Linked DNA regions of Homo sapiens: region 2 is linked to region 1. A link is a loop called in an ENCODE intact Hi-C map of the cell type or tissue named here. Cell type or tissue: sigmoid colon. All regions are shown on one strand. Each heading gives the region's core, and the rest is flanking DNA. Links, peaks and the distances in the headings are about the cores only.

Region 1 (9,239 bases), core at 420-8,419:
TTTCCATGGGAAGACTAAACCTGCTGTGCTCCAGGCTAGAGCTGGACCATGTGGACTTTCTAGATAGTCTACAATCTCTGCCCCTTTCCACCGATATTCTTTCTCTATGTGTTTCAATATGTATTTGTTTAGTGAGGTGGGACCTACTATGCTATATTCCACTATGTCACATGCATTTAACGTATTACATCATTGATGGGAGACAGTTCTCCAGGGTCTCTACACAACTTGCAAGCAAGGCGCTGACTGCCCTTTGTTCCAAACCATTTGACCCAGGAAACGCGTATCTTCTACCAGCATCCATGAAACAGTAGCAGGCTAATTTGTTAGCTTGTAAGGAGAGTGACATGGTAGGTCCTTGGCAGTTTCTGGTAGTCCTTTTAAGTTACCACAAGTATTTATTTCAGGCACAGAATTTCAGGAGCTCATCCCATAAGTGTACTCTATGACTTCCTTATGAGCACTACGAAAACACTCATTTGAATCATGCTTAGCACCTGAGGGAGCTGGGGTTTTGTTTTGTTTTGTTTTGTTTTTAACCATTTCTTCTAGAGGTCAGTGTCTCCTTTCCAGGTAACAGAACCAACTTTATGTTTCAGCCACCACGTAGAGTCCCTTTCAAAAACCTCAAGCGTTTTTGCTTTTAAAAATCTTAGTTGGTATCATAGTCCTAATTTTCGCCAATGACATTTTAACACTTCCATAGATTGATTCCCCAGTCAAGTGCCTCCTAACCTACTTATAATCTGGTTCTGCTACCTAAAAGAGTAAATGTATGTGTGTGGATCTCCTGTTTCCAAGCAGGTGACAACAGCAACTCTGGAGTCCCAACTACTCATAATCCCTTAGAGCTCTAGTTCTGGGGATCATCATGTGAAGTCTCAAGGCAGAAATATGTAGTGTAGGACAGAGGGGTGTGTGTGTGCATGTGTGTGTGTGTGTGTGTGTGTGTGTGTGTGCATCTTCCTACTGCCTCCCCCAACAATAAGACTGTAATTAGCCTGTTTCTGCAAGCCTGTAAAATTATATTCATTACTTTCTTGCCTGGTTCCATTTAGAAACAACTTTGAAAATCTCAAACTAAGTATTTTTTGTTTTGTTTTGTTTTAGCAGGAATCCATGGGGTGGGGAGAAGAAGGGTGAGGAGATGCAGAACGAGGGCACCAGATGGTATGGATCACATAGGAGACTGAGTGGATGGATGATTCTGACATGTCTTCTCTTAGGAACAGATGTGTTGCCAGGTTGCAATAGTTCGGAAAGATGAGATGAGTACTTGCCATGAATCTTATCTTTTCTGTCAGAGATTTATTGCATAGAAATTGTATTTGGCTCCTTCTTTTATTTGTTGGCTTATAACCAAAGTAAAATGTTCCATATACTGAAAGGAGCTACCCTATTTCATCTAATCTAAGATTTTCTCCATTGTAAGACACTCTATTATTTTATGATCAACTAAGAAAGAAAAGTCACTGCCAATTAAATATGACACATTGTATGTTGTGAGAGACATCCCAGTTTTAGAGATGTGAAAACGTGAAGTTACCTTGTGTTGTAGAATTGATGAAATATGATATGTAAATCAAGGGTTCCAAACTTTTTGCCGAAGCCATTTCATGGTGTTTTATGATTTGAATTATCATCTGAGTCTGTGACCCTGAATACATAACAATAGCTATGACCAATTGTTGAACAAATAATATGTTGCTTGCCACATATACATTCATTATTTCCAATCCTTTCAACTACATTGCAAGGAAACAGGTATAAGTACCACTTTACAAGGCAGGAAGTTGAGCTCCTAGAGGTTAGGTAAAGTATGAAGGTGAAGCTGCCAGGAGTGAGAGCTGAGATTGGAACCCAGCTAGGTCTCCCTTCAAAGCTGAGATGCCTTCGGTTACTCTACGGAATTGCTCTTTTTGAAGAAGCTGCCTGATTTGGGAATGTCTTTGAGAATGGTACTGTATCTAAATATTTGTGGATTGTTTTAGAAACAAGTTCCCACCCATCACACAGTTGTCACCCAGCAATAATAGTGAGACTGGCTCCTCTCTTTCAGCTAGAGTTAAAAGTGAAAGGAGGGGAGAAGGGGTGGCTATTCATCTCCCCAGAAATCATGACAGACATAATGGGGCTAATGCTTTGTGAAACTGCAAAGTGCTGCATCATTGTTTATCTTCTGCCAAGTGCTTATTCATAGCAGGGAGAAAGCCCCTTCAGAACTCCTGAAATGTTAGGGCTTCAAGTTCTTAAAGCACATGCATAATTTCTAGTACTTTATTCAAAATATACTTTTTCTTTTTCCTTTTTTCTGTAATTTGAAAACATCTTCACCATAGCCAAGAACAAAATTTTAACTGATGGCAAAAATATAAAGCCTTGAGGTAGTGTTTTATCACTATTTATTATTGTATCCAAAGAAGAGGCCTTGACAATGTTGGCTGCTGCTGGGTTGCCATGGCAGTAATCAGTCAAACAGGAACAGGATTTTGCAAGCCTGCTCAACCCTTTTTCTTACCAAGCACTGCAAAGCTGATAGAAAGATTTTCATTTTGCACGATACTATTGGATGAGGCAAATGTGTCCTTTTCTCACAAGGTTCCAGTCTTGCTCCCTGCTTCTCAAGCCATCACATTCCCTTGCACCCTTGCTCCATCCACACTGAACCACTTGCATTCTTAAGTGTGCCACAGTCTATGCCCTTGGGCTCAGGGCACACAGGGCTGCTTCTGCTTGGAACACCCTTTAGAACCTATTCTAGCCCCAACTCCTACTTCTGTTCTGTTCTGTGACCATACCACCTCCTCCAGGAAGCCTTAAGCATCCTTTCCTCCATTCAGTATGGGTTAGACACACATTCTGAGTGCTCCGATAACACTCTGTATTTACCTCTATCTTAGCACATGTTACCTTGATCATAGTTGTCTGCGACAATTTTGGTAAAGAACATCTGGAGCTGGTCTGCCTGAGTTTGAAGCTCTCCTTCGTTACTTACTAGCTGTGATCTTGGCCAAGTCATTTGACCTCTCTAAGCCTCAGCTTCCCCCTATGTAAAAGGACAAAAATAATATCTACTTCACAGAATTACTGTGAAGATTAAGTGAGATGATCTAAGTAAAATGCCTAATGCTAATGAGTTCTCAATAAATATTATAGTAAAACTTGTCTCCTTCTAGAGTCTAAGCTCCATGAGGACAGAGACCATGTCTTTTATTTTTGCACATTCAGGACCTAACAAACATCAGGTACACAGAGAGCATTTCCTCATTGTCTAACACAGTATGGTTAGACTGTGTTAGGAATGGGTTTCTCTATATAATTTTTCCTGTAGGTAGAGCTTACCCCTGAACACATAAAAAATCCCATCTTGTTAATTATATTAATTACAAAATTAATTCACATTCATTGGTGAAAATTTGGAATATACAGAATTATAAAGACAGAAACCATCTGTGGTTGGGTGGGATGGCTCACACCTGTAATCTCAGTACTTTGGGAGACCAAGGCAGGAAGATGGCTTGACACTAAGAGGTCAAGAGTAGTCTGGTCAACATAATGAGACCCTGTCTCTGTAAGAAACTTTAAAAATTGGCCAGGCATGGTTGTGTGTGCCTGCAATCCTACCTACTGGGGAGGTTGAGGCAGGAAGGTCACGTGGCTGCAGTGAGCCATGATAAAGCCACTGTACTTCAGCCTAGGCGACAGAGCAAGGCCCTGTCTCTTCAAAATATTATATTGAAATATTCCAATTTAAATTTTTTTCTAATTTTTTTCATTGTGGAAATATATGTAACATAAAATGTATCATCTTAACCATTTTTTAATGTATAGATCAGTGTAAAGGTGTGTTAAATACACCCATAATGTGCTACTATCACCAGGATCCATCTCTGTAACTATTTTAATCTTGTAAAACTGAAACTCTGTACCTGTTACAGAATAACTCTCCATTCCCCACTTCTGCTAGTTCCTGACAACCAGTATACCACTTTCTGTCTCTATGATTTTGACTTATAAGTATCTCAAATAAATGGAATCAGTATTTGTCTTTTGGTAGCTGGCTTGTTTTACTTAACACAATATCCTCAAGTTCATCCATGTTGTAGCATGTGTCAGGATTTCCTTCCTTTAAAGGTTGAATAATTTTCAATTGTATGTATGTACCACATTTCACTTATCTATTTATTTGTTGATGAATATATTTGTTGATGAATAATAGGGTTACTTCCACATTTTACCTGTTATGAATTATGCTGCTATGAACATGGCTATACAAACATTTCTTTGAATCTCTGCTTTCAATTTTTTTGTGTGTGTTCCCAGAAGTGGAATCGCTAGATCATGGTAATTCTTCAGTTTGTGACTGTTTTCCACAGCAACCATACCATTTTACATTTCCACCAACAATGCACAAGGGTTCCAATTTCTCCATATCCTTGCTTAACATTTGTTATTTTCTGGAATTGTTTTGTTTTGTTTTTTACAGTAGCCATCCTAATGGGTGCGAGGTGGTCTCCCTTTCCAGTTTTCGATTTGCATCTCCCTGATGATTAGTGAGGTTGAGCATCTTTTTATGTCCTTACTGGCCATTTGCATATTTTTGAAGAAATGCCTATAAAGTCTTTTGCCCATTTTTGAATTGGGTTGTTTGCTTTTTTGTTGTTCAGTTTTATGAGTTCCATTTATATTTCAGATATCAATCCCTTATCAGATATATCATTTGCAAATATTTTCTTCCATTCTGTGGGTTGTATTTTACTCTGTTGATACTGTCTTTTGATGCACAATTTTTATTGATAGACAATATTGGTACATATTTATGAGGTACAGGTGATATTTTGTTACATGCATAGACTGTAATAATCAAGTCAGGGTACTGGGGTGTCCATCACCTCAAGTATTTATCACTTCTATGTGTTGGGAACATTTCAAGTCTTCTAGCTATTTTGAAATATGCAATACATTGTTATTAACTATAGTAACCCTACTCTGCTATTGAACATTAAAACTTATTCCTTCTGTGTTTGTACTCATTAGCCAACCTCTCTTTATCTCCTGCCCCCACCCACACATAGCCTCTGTTATCTTTCTACTCTCTATCTCCATGAACTTTTTTAGCTCTCCCGTATGAGTAAGAACATGCAATATTTGTCTTTCTGAACCTGGTTTATCTCACTTAACATAAGTCCCATTCCATTCATATTGCTGCAAATGACATGATTTTATTATTTTTTTACAGCTGAATAGTATTCCATTATGTATATATGCCACATTTTATTTATCCATTTATCCACTGATGGACACTTAGGTTGATTCCACATTCTTGCTATTGTGAATACTGCAGTAAACATGGGAGTGCAGGTATCCGTTTAATATACTGATTTCTTTTCCTCTGGATAAATACCAAGTAGTGGGACTGCTGGATTGTATGGTAGTTGTTCTATTTTTAGTTTTTTTGAGAAATCTCCCTACTGTTTTCCGTAATGGCTGTACTAATTGATATTCCTACCTACAGTGTATAAGAGTTCCCTTTTCTCTTCATCCTTGCCAGCATTAGTTATTTTTTGTCTTTTGATAATAACTATTCTAATTGGGATGAGATGATATCTCATTGTGGTTTTTGTTTGCATTTCTCTGATGATTAGTGATGTAGAGCATTTTGTTGGCCATTTGTGTGTCTTCTTTTGAGAAATGTCTATTCATGGTTTTTGCCCACTTTTTAATAGGATTTTCTTTTTTTTTACTGTTGAGCTCTCGGTTTTCCTTGTATATTCTGGATATTAGTCCTTTATTGAATGAACATTTTGCAAATATTTTCTCCCATTCTGTGGATTGTCTCTTCACTCTGTAGATTGTTTCCTTTGCTGTACAGAAGCTATTTAGTTTAGTATAGTCACATTTGTCTATTTTTGGTTTCAGTTGCCTGTACTTTTGAGGTCTTAATCATAAAATATTTGTCAAAACCAACGTCCTAAAATGTTTCTCCTATGTTTTCTTCTAGTAGTTTTATAGTTTCGGATCTTATGTTTAAGTCTATAATCCATCTTGAGTTGACTTTTGTATGTGGTGAGAGATAGGGGTCTAGTTTCATTCTTCCACATATAGATATCAAATTTTTCTAGCACCATTTATTGAAGACAATGTCCTTTCCTCAGTGTATGTTTTTGGCACCTTTGTCAAAAATCAGTTGGCTGCAAATACGTGGATTTATTTCTGGGTTCTCTACTCTGTTCCATTGGCCTGTGTGTCTGTCTGTATACCAATATCATGATATTTTGTTTACTACAGCCTTGAAATATATCTTGAAGTCAGGTAGTGTGGTGCCTCCAGCATTGTTCTTTTTGCTTGCAAAATTTTTAAATGTTCATGAAGTCCAATTTGTTTATTTTGTTGTTGTTGGCTGTTTTTCTTTTCTTTTCTTTCTTTTTCTTTTTCTTTTTCTTTTTTTTTTTTTTTTTTTTTTTTGAGATGGGATCACTCTCTGTCACCCAGGTTGGAGTACAGTGGTGCAATCACAGCCCACTGAAGCCTCGAACACTTGGCCTCAAGCACAATCCTCTTGTCTCAGCCTCCTGAGTAGCTAGGATTATAGGAATGCACCACCATGTCCAGCTAATTTTTTAAACAAATATTTTTGTAGAGATAGGGTCTTACTCATTGCTCAGGCTGGTTTGAACTCCTGGGCTCAAGCAATCTTCAATGTTTCAACCTCCCAAAGTGCTGAGCCACTTTGGGAGTATGTATGAGCCACAATACCCAGCCAGCATCTTTCATGTCTTATCCAAGAAATCAGTGACAAATCCAATGTTTTGATGCTATTTTCATATTTTCTTCTAAGACTTTTACAGTTTTAGATTTTACATTTAGTTATTTGCTATGTTTGAATATGGTTTTTCCCCACTAAAACTCATATTGAAACCTTAATTCCCTTTGTGGCAATGTTGGGAAGTGAAACCTCTAAGAGGTGGAGCCTAATGGGAGGTATCTGGGTCATGAGGACTCTGCCCTTGTGTGTGGTTCGGTTCTGTTCTTGCAGTAGTGAGTGTGCTCTCATTCTGACAATACTGAATTGCTTCTAGCAGGAATGGATTAGTTCCTACAAGAGTGAGTTGTTATAAAGCCAGAATGCCCCTCAGGTTTTGCCTCTTGACATGTTTCCACTTCCCCTTTGACCTTCCACCAGGTTGCATTGCAACACATGCAACAAAAGCCTTCACCAGAAGCCAGATGAATGCTGGCACTATCTTTCTTGAACTTACCAGCTTGCAGAACCATGAGCTAAGTCAACTTTTCTTTATAAATCACTCAGTCTCAGTTATTCTGTTATAGCAACACAAAGCAGTCAAAGACAATCTTTGATCCATTTTTAGTTAATTTTTATATATGGTGTTAGATAAGGCGACATATGGTGTCAGAAAACTGGGTATTCTTTTGTATGTGAATATCCACTTTTCTAGCACAATTTGTTAAAAAAATGGTGTTTTCCCCATTGAATTATCTTAGTACCGTTATTGAAAATCATTTCACCACATATGTGAGGGTATGTTTCTGGGCTCTCTCTTTTATTTCATTGGTGGATATGTGTGACTTTATGCTAGTACCACAGTGTTTTGATTACTATAACTGTATAGTAAGTTTTGAAATCAGGAAGTGTGAATCCTTTTATATTAGTCTGTTTTGCATTTCTATAAAGAAATACCTGAGGTTGAGATACCTTCTCACACCAGTTAGAATGGCAATCACGAAAAAGTCAGGGAACAACAGGTGCTGGAGAGGATGTGGAGAAATAGGAACACTTTTACACCATTGGTGGGACTATAAGCTAGTTCAACCATTGTGGAAGACAGTGTGGCGATTCCTCAAGGATCTAGAACTAGAAATACCATTTGACCCAGCCATCCCATTACTGGGTATATACCCAAAGGGTTATAAATCATGCTGCTGTAAAGACACATGCACACATATGTTTATTGCGGCACTATTCACAATAGCAAAGACTTGGAACCAACCCATATGTCCAACAATGATAGACTGGAGTAAGAAAATGTGGCACATATACACTATGGAATGCTATGCAGCCATAAAAAAGGATGAATTCATGTCCTTTGTAGGGACATGGATGAAGCTGGAAACCATCATTCTCAGCAAACTATTGCAAGGACAGAAAACCAAACACCGCATGTTCTCACTCATAGGTTGGAATTGAACAATGAGAACACATGGACACAGGAAGGGGAACATCACACACTGGGGCCTGTTGTGGGGTGGTGGGGGGGGGAAGGATAGCATTAGGAGATATACCTAATGTAAATGATGAATTAATGGGTGCAGCACACCAACATCGCAGATGTATACATATGTAACAAACCTGCACATTGTGCACATGTACCCTAAAACTTAAAGTATACTTAAAAAAAAAATAAAAGAAATACCTGAGGTTGGGTGACTTACAAGGAAATGAGGTGTATTTTGGCTCACAGTTCTGCAGAGTGTACAAGAAATCTGTTTTGCATTTCTATAAAGAAATACCTGAGATTGGGTGAATTTATAAAGAAACGAAGTGTATTTTGGCTCACAGTTCTGCAGTGTGTACAAGAAGTTTACTTTGCATTTCTGTAAAGAAATACCAGAGGTTGGGTGATTTATAAAGAAATGAGGTTTATTTTGGCTCACAATTCTGCGGAGTATACAAGAAGCATAGTGCCAATATCTGCTTCTGGTGAGGGCCTCAGGAAGCCTAAAATCATGATGGAAGGCAAAGAGGGAGCAGGCATGCTACATGGTGAGAGAGGCAACAAGAAAGAGAGAGAGGAGGGAGAGGCCAGACTCTTTTTAACAAGCAGATCTTATGGTAACTCATAGAACAAGAACGCACTCATTACTGCAAGGATGGCACCAAGCCATTAATAAGGCATCTACGACCATGACCCTAATACCTTCCACTAGGCCCTACCTCCAATATTGGGGATCACATTTCAACATGAGATTTGCAAGGGACAAATATCCAAATTGTATTACACCCAGCTTTGTTTTTTTGCAAGATCGCTTTGGCTATTCAGGGACCACCTAAGATTGCCTATGAATTTTAGGATGGGTTTTTCTATTTCTGAATATCTATCTTTGGAATTTTAATAGGGATTGCATTGAATCTGTTGATGACTTGGGGAAGCACTGACATCTCAACAATATTAAGTCTTTCAATCCATGAACATGGGATGTCTTCTATTTATTGATGTCTT
Region 2 (9,239 bases), core at 643-8,642, 51 kb before region 1:
GTTTGACACATACTCGGTGGAGTATCTAAATAGAAAATGTACTGAAGCAAACCAAGAACAGAGTTTTAAAAAAAAAATCAAAGCACTAAGCAAACATTCTGAACTTTTGGCAGAGGAATTGGACTGTCTGAATCTCCATGACTCTTTGGAGTTATTAATAGTGATGCATTTTGCCATATTTTGAGCAGATGCATATTTATAGGTCACGCAATATCTGTGTGGGGAGACTTTCAAGGCTTTATGGCCTTTTAAAAATGTCTTATCTTGGAAGAGAACAGGGCAAGGAGGATGCCATTTTGTCATCTGTGCAGCACCAATCACCCTGTGCTCATTAAATGTTACGGGAAAGATGCGCACTGCAGCAGGGCCTGGAATGTGGCTCCCATCTGCACTGCCAGAAGCCATGATGAAGTCACGAGTTGCACAACAGTAGTAATTCGCAGCTATTTATGACCATTTTAATAGCAAAGGTCTAGATTAGAAGGCTGTGTTTACATGCCATGTAGCAGAATAGTTCACGAATCATTCCCACAGTAACGTTTGGTCAAACCAATCAACCAAGTAATGAAAAATGAACCGGTTGTTCTTGAGGTTGTGACTAATAGATCTCTAAGTTAGCCTCTACTTTCCTCATGCTCTTCCATACCTGAGACAGAATTGACTCCTGCCCCATGCCCACAGACTCTCCTCCTCTGTCTTCCCGGCAAGCCACAGCCCTGTTACCCTTTCTCCACCCAAGCTCAAAGCCGTAAGACATCAGGTAAGTTAAAGGAGCTTTGGAAACTCCTGTAGAGCACCTGTGCACATAATTAAGGAAACATAATTTTTAGCACGTTTATTTTCTCATTGTCATTGCTCCATTATGTGACTTTAATTAGTGACCCCGATGGCCCCTGTGCATCCAGATGAGTAAAATCCTTTCATTTGTCTGCTTAAACTGACTTGAGGTTTTAGTGATTATCACATCCATGCAGCCTGAAGGTCAGACTATTTCCTTTTGTTTCACTAGACAGTTAATCCCCTCATTAGGGGTGATGGAAAATGAATAATTAAACATGCCATTTTCACATTTCAGGTAATGAGAGGCCCTAAGATCCCAGAGGATGCCATAAGAGGAAAAGTCAGGGGAGTGTTGAAGACTCTGCCTCCTACAAATATGTGAGTTTTTCTCCCCTGGCTTCATGGTAGAAAAGGTTTGGCGAAGGCTCTTCCTCTAAATTGAAACAAAACAAAATGAAAACCTTAGTTATTGGGCTGTACTCTGACACTTAGTAGCTGTGTGACTTGGGGCAAAGCAGCTAACCTTTTGACACTAAAAGTTTTCTCAATTATATAACTGGAATGATAATGGTAACCATTGTATTGAAATGTTATGAGCATTAAAAACATGAATGAGTGACAATACTTACAACAGTGTCTACCACATGGTAAGAGCTCTGTAATGTGTTAATTATATTATCATTTTCATTATCACCCAGGCAAGTCACCTGAATGCTGTGGGTATCAGGCCACAGCCAAACAACCACTTGCAGGTTATCACAAAGTTCCCTTTGGCCTATTGGAATAAGGATTAAGAGTAAATTATGTTGTACCCTGGAGGGAAAAAACCCAAGTAGTCATACCTCTAGGGCCTTAGGGAATTCAACTTTCACCAAACCTCTTCTAATTACTCTAAAAAGATTTTTTGGAGGGTGGAGGTGGTAGAAGGTAGAGAGCCACAATAGTCGGGACCCAGATGACCACACTTGGTGAGTGAAGGTGAAGCCACCCACAGCAGCCTCCACTGGTGCAATCTGAATTCCTGCCTCCAATCCCAGGCCCCACAGCTTCTGCCCCTTCCTCATGTTCTCCAACTCCCAGGAAGCCGGCTCGCCCCGGGCTTCCCCAGCCCTGTACCATGGAGACTGGGCAGGGACCTCCTTTTGTACTCTGACTTCTGTCTCATCTGACCATATTTTAGGCAGACCTTACGCTCATGCCGACTAAAAATGGACTCACTCTGCTAAGGAAATCCAAGCCCCATTGGGAAATATCTCTGAGTCTAATTTGGTCATTTCTTTTGCCGCTTCAGGCTGTGGACCTTACAAAGCAGAGACAGCACCCTTCAAGATGCAGAGTTCAGGGAAAGCTCCTATACAGAGGGGAGTGGGAGTCTCCGCTGAGTTTGGAAAGATGACTGGGGTTTGATTGACAGAGTGAACGCGGTGGGGGGCGGCGGGGGAGATGTTTCAAGTGAAGAGGGTCTGGAATGTGCCTAGAACAGGGAATCTTCTGACAGGCTGAAACAGGCTGTGTAAGGGAGTGCAGGTGGCTAAAGCTGCTCAGAGAGACACAGACCAGTGCGGAAAGAAAGTTCTGAGGGTTCATGAAGATATTGGACTTTATTCTGCATAAATACAGATGGTGAAGGGTGGAAGCAGTGTTTCAGAAAAGAAAAAGTGTGTAGTGCTGTGCATGCAGCATTGGTAGAAATGGGCTTGATGGGAGGAAAATTACTTAGCGGACTAGGGCCTGAGGTCATGGGGACCTATGAAAAGGAAAATAAAATGCATGAGGGTGGCTATATGATTATGTGCAGAGGGGGTGGAAACTGTTGCTCAAAACTGAATCTTAAAATTTGTTTTGTCATTGCTTTACCCAAAATAGTCGACCCTAGTTGGATTTTTTTGGAGAAAATATTTTGTCCCTTTTAAAAAGGTTCTAGTAAGAAGCAGCTTTAATGCTGTTTGTGGAAGGAAAAAGTTACAAGGAGAAAGAGTGAATACAGTGCATGATTAAAGGAGTGATGGAAAGTGACAATGGCTTTCAAAAGAGCACAGGCGAATTGACACGTATTATGACAAACACGATCTTACAGTGACTTCATTTTCTTGTGAGTGTTGGGAAATACTTTCTAGATATTCTAATAATGATGCCGTTAGCATTGTACAATTTTTAATTAAAAAGCTTATAACACAAATAGAAACTTAAATCTGGAGGAGAACTTCAATATCCTTTCATCATTTTACAGAGGAGCTAACAAGACTAGAGAGTAAACAACTCACCCACAGTCACCCAGCAGGTGTGTGACAGGTCCATTGCCAGAAGGTAAATGCTTTGCTCCTGGCCCGGTGCCCTTTCTGCTTGGCCACAAGAGTCCACAAAGACCATTTTATTTATTTATTTTTCAAAATACACATTTTTATCAAAAAAGGACCATTTTTATAGCTGAAGTAAAAGACTTGGTGTTTTCCATTTTCTCTTTTTAAAGTCAAGAGCTGTTTTCTCAGATAAATTATTCACATTTCCCTTTACTGCATTATTTTTCTTGTTTGTAGAATTAAATAATTAACCTTGAGGTAATCTTTGTGTTGAAGACACCTTAGCCTAGGGGTGCGAGTTGCGTAATGGGAAGAAAAGTGGGTGCCTATGAGAAAGTATAGACTTCTAGGAGTTCCCCAGCTCCCTCGGAACAGCCCTCTGACCTGGTGCTCAGGATAAGGTGAAGTCATGGAAAAGCATCAGCAAACGCGCCTCTCAACCTGCCTTGCCCATGATGTCTGTCATCCCAGGCCCCAGACTGTAGGCGTCGAGCCTCCTCATAGGGTCCCTGGGCGCCCATCTCCTTTATGGGGCCCCTCCCCACAAGGGACCCATCAGCCTCACTTCTCTGTTTTCCCTCCTCCCCGCTTCTCTATCTTTTCTGTAAAATGTTTAAAAGAAAAAATAAATCTCTCCTGTTAGAGCATGTTCTTTTTCTTTTTCCTCCAGCTTTTTTTTTCTTTGTCAGTCTCTGCCTCTCATCCAGGTGAAATTGCTTTCCTCCACCTCTGGCAAACATACATTAGGGCCTTGCTTCCTCTGCTTCCGGGGCCCGCAGCCTTCCCTTTGTGGCACCTTTTCCCCAAGTCCTGTTCCTTTCTGCCTCCTAGGAACCCACTCTGGACAGGGGATGCCCCAATAATGGCAGAGGGCTCCTGCAGATCGTCCCCTACCCCCATCTCAGTTACCCGGCCAGGGCTCAAGCATAGGAAGTCCTGAAGTTCTGATTTTCTTGGTTAATCTCCTTGAAGCAATTCTTCATGATACCAAGTGCCCTGATTCTTTGTTCAGAGTTAGGGGTGGGCGAGTGTCAACCTTGATATTCTTCATTGTTGATTCATGTTCATGAAAGATTCTCCTAAAGTTTGATTGGTGAATGCCGGGGCCAAACACCGTAAGCCTAGGTGCACTGTGCCACATCCATATCAAGAGGCTGGGAATCTTGGTGGGGTCAAAGTCTCTCCTGTATCCATGAACCATTGTATTGCCTCTCCCGGCATGTCTGTGAGAGAAGGGACAGCATAAACTCTGCCATAGGAGGAGGAAGGCTTCTCTCTTGTTCTCCATGGGACACAGGGAGGGAGCTGATAGATGGCAGGCCGAAGGGCCCAAATTTAAGAGAGTAAAGTGGGGTGAACATGTTGAGATTGTGACCATTTTCCCAGAAGAAGCAGAAAGTATAATGCATCGAAGTTAGAGCACTAGAAGGGCCTTGGTATGGCCCCCGACACCAACTTGGGCAGAGAGGCCAGACTCCAGCAGGCAGCAGCAGTGGCAGTGGAGGTGGCACAGGCACCAACAGGCAGACGGGGCTGGCAGTGACCCTGGCAGGGAAGGATGCAGTGCCTCAGGGATGAGAGAATGCCAGCTGGGGACTCAGGCTCAGGTGCAGGTGTCACTAGACCTGGGCTAGCCTCCCACCCACTAGCCAGTTCCACAACAGATACAATGTCCCCCTAAGGAGGAAAGTGGTAGAAAAGTAAATATGTCTTAATTCCCAAAACTTCTCTTTTACATCAGGTAAGACTCCTAAACCAGAAAAATGAGGATCTTTATTGCTAATTACATGCTGGGTGTCCTTAGGAGAGACATTTAAATTTTCTGGACCTCAGTTTTCTCATATATAAAATAAGGATGTAAATAATTATTATTTTGTAGGATTGTTGGAGTACAAAATGACAGTATGAGCAAGTAAAATGGTATGCCTAGTACCAGTGAGAGCCCTCAGTAAACAGTAGGCAGCAACCAAGCTGGTGGGAAGCCTCCTATCCAGGAGGATGCAAATTGTTGACTTGCAAGATGATGAGGATTTCCAGATAGACACAGGTGAGTAAGCATTGCTTTTTCCAGTTGGATAACCCTGAGATCTGCTGCTAGAGTGGACTTAGGATGTGAGCAGGAGGCAAAACACAGGGAAAGTAGCCTGAGTGCTGATGAGCTTCTCAGGTGCTGATTTAGAAGCTGCCCATGCTCACCACACACAAGGACCTAAACATACTGGCTCAGCTATCTAAATGGCAATGACAGTTGATGACAGCTGTTTCCCAATGACTTCCTCTCCCAGAATCTTCTGCACCCTACACGTTCCTGTTGTTCAGATTCTGTCTGGAAGCAAAACAGTTCCCAAATGTACATCAGATTGTGTTTTTCCCCACATCTTCGCCAGGCTTGTATGATCATCTTTGTACTTTTCCTAATCTTTTCGATTAAATTGCAATTTAATTTTTATTTTTCTGACCACTGGTGAGACCTACCATCTTTTCACATATTTATTGGCCCTTTGCATTTTCTCTTAGGCTTTCATTACTTGAGTTTTACAACAGAATGGCATCATCTTTAGAATCAGTCCAAGGCCAGCTTTCATTACAACCACTCTTATTATTTCATTTTGTTTTCTTCTCTTCTTTAAACTTCATGCCTCTGATTAATCTGTTTAATTTTAATGGCTAGGCATGGCAGCTCACACCTGTACTTCTAGCAGTTTGGGAAGCCAAGGCAAGATTACTTGAGAGCAGTCTGGGCAATATAGTGAGACCCTGTCTCTACAAAAAATAATAGTAATAATTTTACAAGTATGTAATACTTCGGGGCACACACCAACTTTTGTTTGTCTTCCTTTGGCAGAGTCCTCACCACAGATGGAATTCTTTCATCTTTTGGATTAATCATGATTCAGGTCTTGAAATGAAAACTAAAATAAACTTTCCAGTTGGCCTTTAATCTCAATTTGGAATTATTCTAGGTTGAATGAAAATCACCTACTTGATAGTACTCTACTTATGTTTTTGCACTTTCCAAAGAACAGAATTGGAGGCAGAATACTGTAGAAGAAATTTTCAAGAAGATTCAAGTACTAGATTTAGGATGTAGAAGTCCCTGCTTGCATACTGCTGCCAGTCTTCTTGCAACTTTCAGCAAACCACTTTCCTTCCTCTCTCTGTAAATGGAGGCAGGTGGCAAGTTGAGCTATATCAGTGATTCTCAACCCTGGCTACACATTACAAGTACTTGAAAAACTTTTTTTTTTTTTTTTAGTTTTAATTGGTTTATTATTGTCTTTAAAAGTCTTCACAGGCAAAGCCATCCCTCTTTGTCTCTATCTTACACCTGCCTGGTGGTTTTAGTTGAGGATTCTGGGAAAAAGAGACTTAGAGTGATGATGAGGAGATTTGACATTTTAGGAAGAAAATGGCAAGTTTCTGGAATTTCAGAAATTTTCAAAATTCAAAAAATGTAATGGTTGTTTCTGGCTCTTTGTTTTATTCCATCTCTATAAAATTCCATATGTGGAAATAATGTGTTCCCTCATATTTATCTCTATTCAGTCATGCATTTATAACATATTCATTGAAAACTAGTTATGTGCCAGGCCTGTGCAAGGAGAGAAGGGGGTGCAATAGAATTACCTGAAAAACTTTTTTAAAAGGCTATTAAAACTTTTAAATACTGCATCCTAAGGTCAGTTAAATAAGAATCTCTGGGAGTAGGATCTATGCATCAGCACTTTTAAAAAGTGCCTCGGGTGATTTTCATATGGAACCAAGAATGGGAATCACTGAACATGATGATCTCTGGTATCCCTTGTAGTAAACACCTCTATGATTCTAAACCATGTTGAAATTTGGGCAGTATATCAAACTCTTTAGTGATTTTTAAGTTAGTAAAATGGAGATTCTACTTCATGTTGCCACACACAGCAATGGAGTTTAGAATTGGCCTGAATGGTTGGCTTGGAAGATGTTTGTTAGTGGCCAGAATCATTCATGAATCTTCTTGCTTTTTCCTCTCCTCCTATGGGGATCATGTCTCTAAATGAAACAATATGTGCTTTTGTTGAGCTGAAAACTGGATGAAGTGAGGGGTAAAATGAATGGACAATTAGTCCTGTAAATCACTAATCCAGAGGACAGCCAGCAACCACTTCTTCTGTCCCCACTTTGAGGTTAAAAACAAAAATGCTGTGTTTGGAGGCCATAATGTGAGCTTTTGTCAACAAAGAGGAAAGCGCAATAGGGTTCCACTTCAATAAATAATTTTTACGCAATCCATAGGATTCAGCCAATCAATTAATTATGAATTGCAAACATATTTCACCCAGGAAGTGTTTGGTAACAGTTTGTGGTTAACAAAGACAATGTGTTCAACATAGGATCTAGCCCAAATTTACTAATAAAATATGATCTTTTTACTGCAAAAGTGACTTAGGAGACATTACTGGGGAGACAAAACCCTTAATACACAAAGATACTCCATAAAACTTTAATTGCATGGCAGAATCTATAAATGCAAGAGAAGCAGCCTCATCTTGAATTTCAAGTAAGAAATGTTTTGGGAGCCGTCTGTGTCACTAATCAGAAATATAATCAATGAAAGGTATGAGGTTCCCTGAGAAGCTGCTTTGATCATGCAAACATGAGCTTCATTTTTAGATGTAACTAGTGTCTTCTTTCAGGTGATTATTGATCAGGTTCTTCTCTGCTGAGTCAATGACAAACACACACAAAGCTTGGTCCAACGTGAAGTTTGATGTCCCGCATCACAGTTGCAGGGAAACATGAGGTCATAGCACCAGAGGTTTGAGCTCTTCAGTTCAAAAACCATATGCAGCATGAAAGAATGCTCTGGTGTTCTTTGAAGTTTGATGTATGTAACTTCAAATCTCAAAGAGAAATACATTTCTCCTCCCACTGAATTCAATTGCTTTGTAAGTGGTCTGATTTCTGAAAAATTGATTTTTGGTACAACTGAAGAGTCTATTTAACATTTGGGTTGCCTTAATAATAGAAGCCCAAGGATGCTATGACTCTCATGTTTCAAGGACCTGTGCCACAAGGACATAAAGATCACAAAGCCACAAGGACATAAAGATCAGAACAACATCACTCTGCCCTAGATGAGTTCACTTTCTAGGGGAACCAACACCTGTATTAGAGTGTTGGAAGACTGCCTTTAAATGCTTCAAAATGCATCTGCTATTATTTTAGGATGGGAGAAAGATCACCATGGTTTTCACTGATCATCAGAAGAAATAAGTACTTATTAGATTTTTATGTCTATATTATTTACATATTTTGAAATTGTGGTAGAATACACATAACACAAAATTTGCCATCTTCACCATTCTCAAATTTACAGTTAGGGGCCTTAAGTACATTCACTTTATTGTGCCACTGTCACCACCATCCACCCACAAGACTCTTTCCGTCTTGCAAAATCGAAACTCCAAACACATTAAAAAAAAACCTCCTAATTCTTCCCTACCCTCAACCCCTGGCAACCACATTTCTACTTTCTGCCTGTGAGTTTGTCTCCTGTAGATACCCCTTTTAAGTGGAATTGTTCTGTGTTTGTTCTTTTGGTTGGCTTATTTCACTCAGCATAATGTCTTCAAGGTAAATTTTTTTTAAAGAGCCAATAAATACTTCCAAGTGTCTCATAAGCAACCAGCTGTGCTTGTTCTAGCTGAGGTACCTCGGTTTATTTACAGATCTTATTAGAAAGTCACTTCTTCTCATGGTAAAGGGAGCCGATGTCATTTTGTACATCTTTGAAGGAATTCAGTATCATTCATGGATTATCCATTCATGGGTTCTCTGATCGCTCAAAGGCACCGGCACTGCCCCTCATAAGCTGTTGGTGGGGGTCGTGTAGCCCCTCCATAAGATGGCCAGAGAAAAGGCAGCCCACCTGACTCAGAGCTGCCAACCCCCAGCCCACGCGAGCTCTGTGCTTGATTATGGGTGTGTATTACCATCTGGTATGTGGGTTTAGCAGTAAGAATAGGAGAATCAATCAGGCTTTCCATGTCATATGTTGCTATTATTTTATTTAACACTTGTTCTATGGCCAATACTGCACCAAGCACAGCATAAAATCTGGAATTACTTGATACACTCCCTATCTATTATCCAAGGGAAACTTCTGCCAAACTTGCATCA

The links. Peaks named below come from ENCODE experiments on the same cell type or tissue, not always from the same donor. Only the 100,000 strongest peaks of a DNase experiment are listed, where the experiment ranks them.
Region 2: it touches region 1 in a loop (2.0-fold over the local background); 6 of 110 quality-filtered maps call a loop at or near these places.

Annotation. Positions count from the first base shown.
Region 1 is chr12:47,153,853-47,163,091 of GRCh38, forward strand. The region is part of intron 2 of PCED1B (PC-esterase domain containing 1B); the gene reads left to right. Among named protein-coding and RNA genes, the nearest start is that of MIR4698, 29 kb to the right of the region's middle. In sigmoid colon, for the core only: no CTCF peak of the experiment used is centred there; no DNase peak of the experiment used is centred there; H3K27ac peaks cover 288 bases.
Region 2 is chr12:47,103,038-47,112,276 of GRCh38, forward strand. It overlaps PCED1B (PC-esterase domain containing 1B), which reads left to right. Exons shown (of 4, transcript NM_138371.3): 2 at 1,076-1,158. Among named protein-coding and RNA genes, the nearest start is that of AMIGO2, 28 kb to the left of the region's middle. In sigmoid colon, for the core only: no CTCF peak of the experiment used is centred there; no DNase peak of the experiment used is centred there.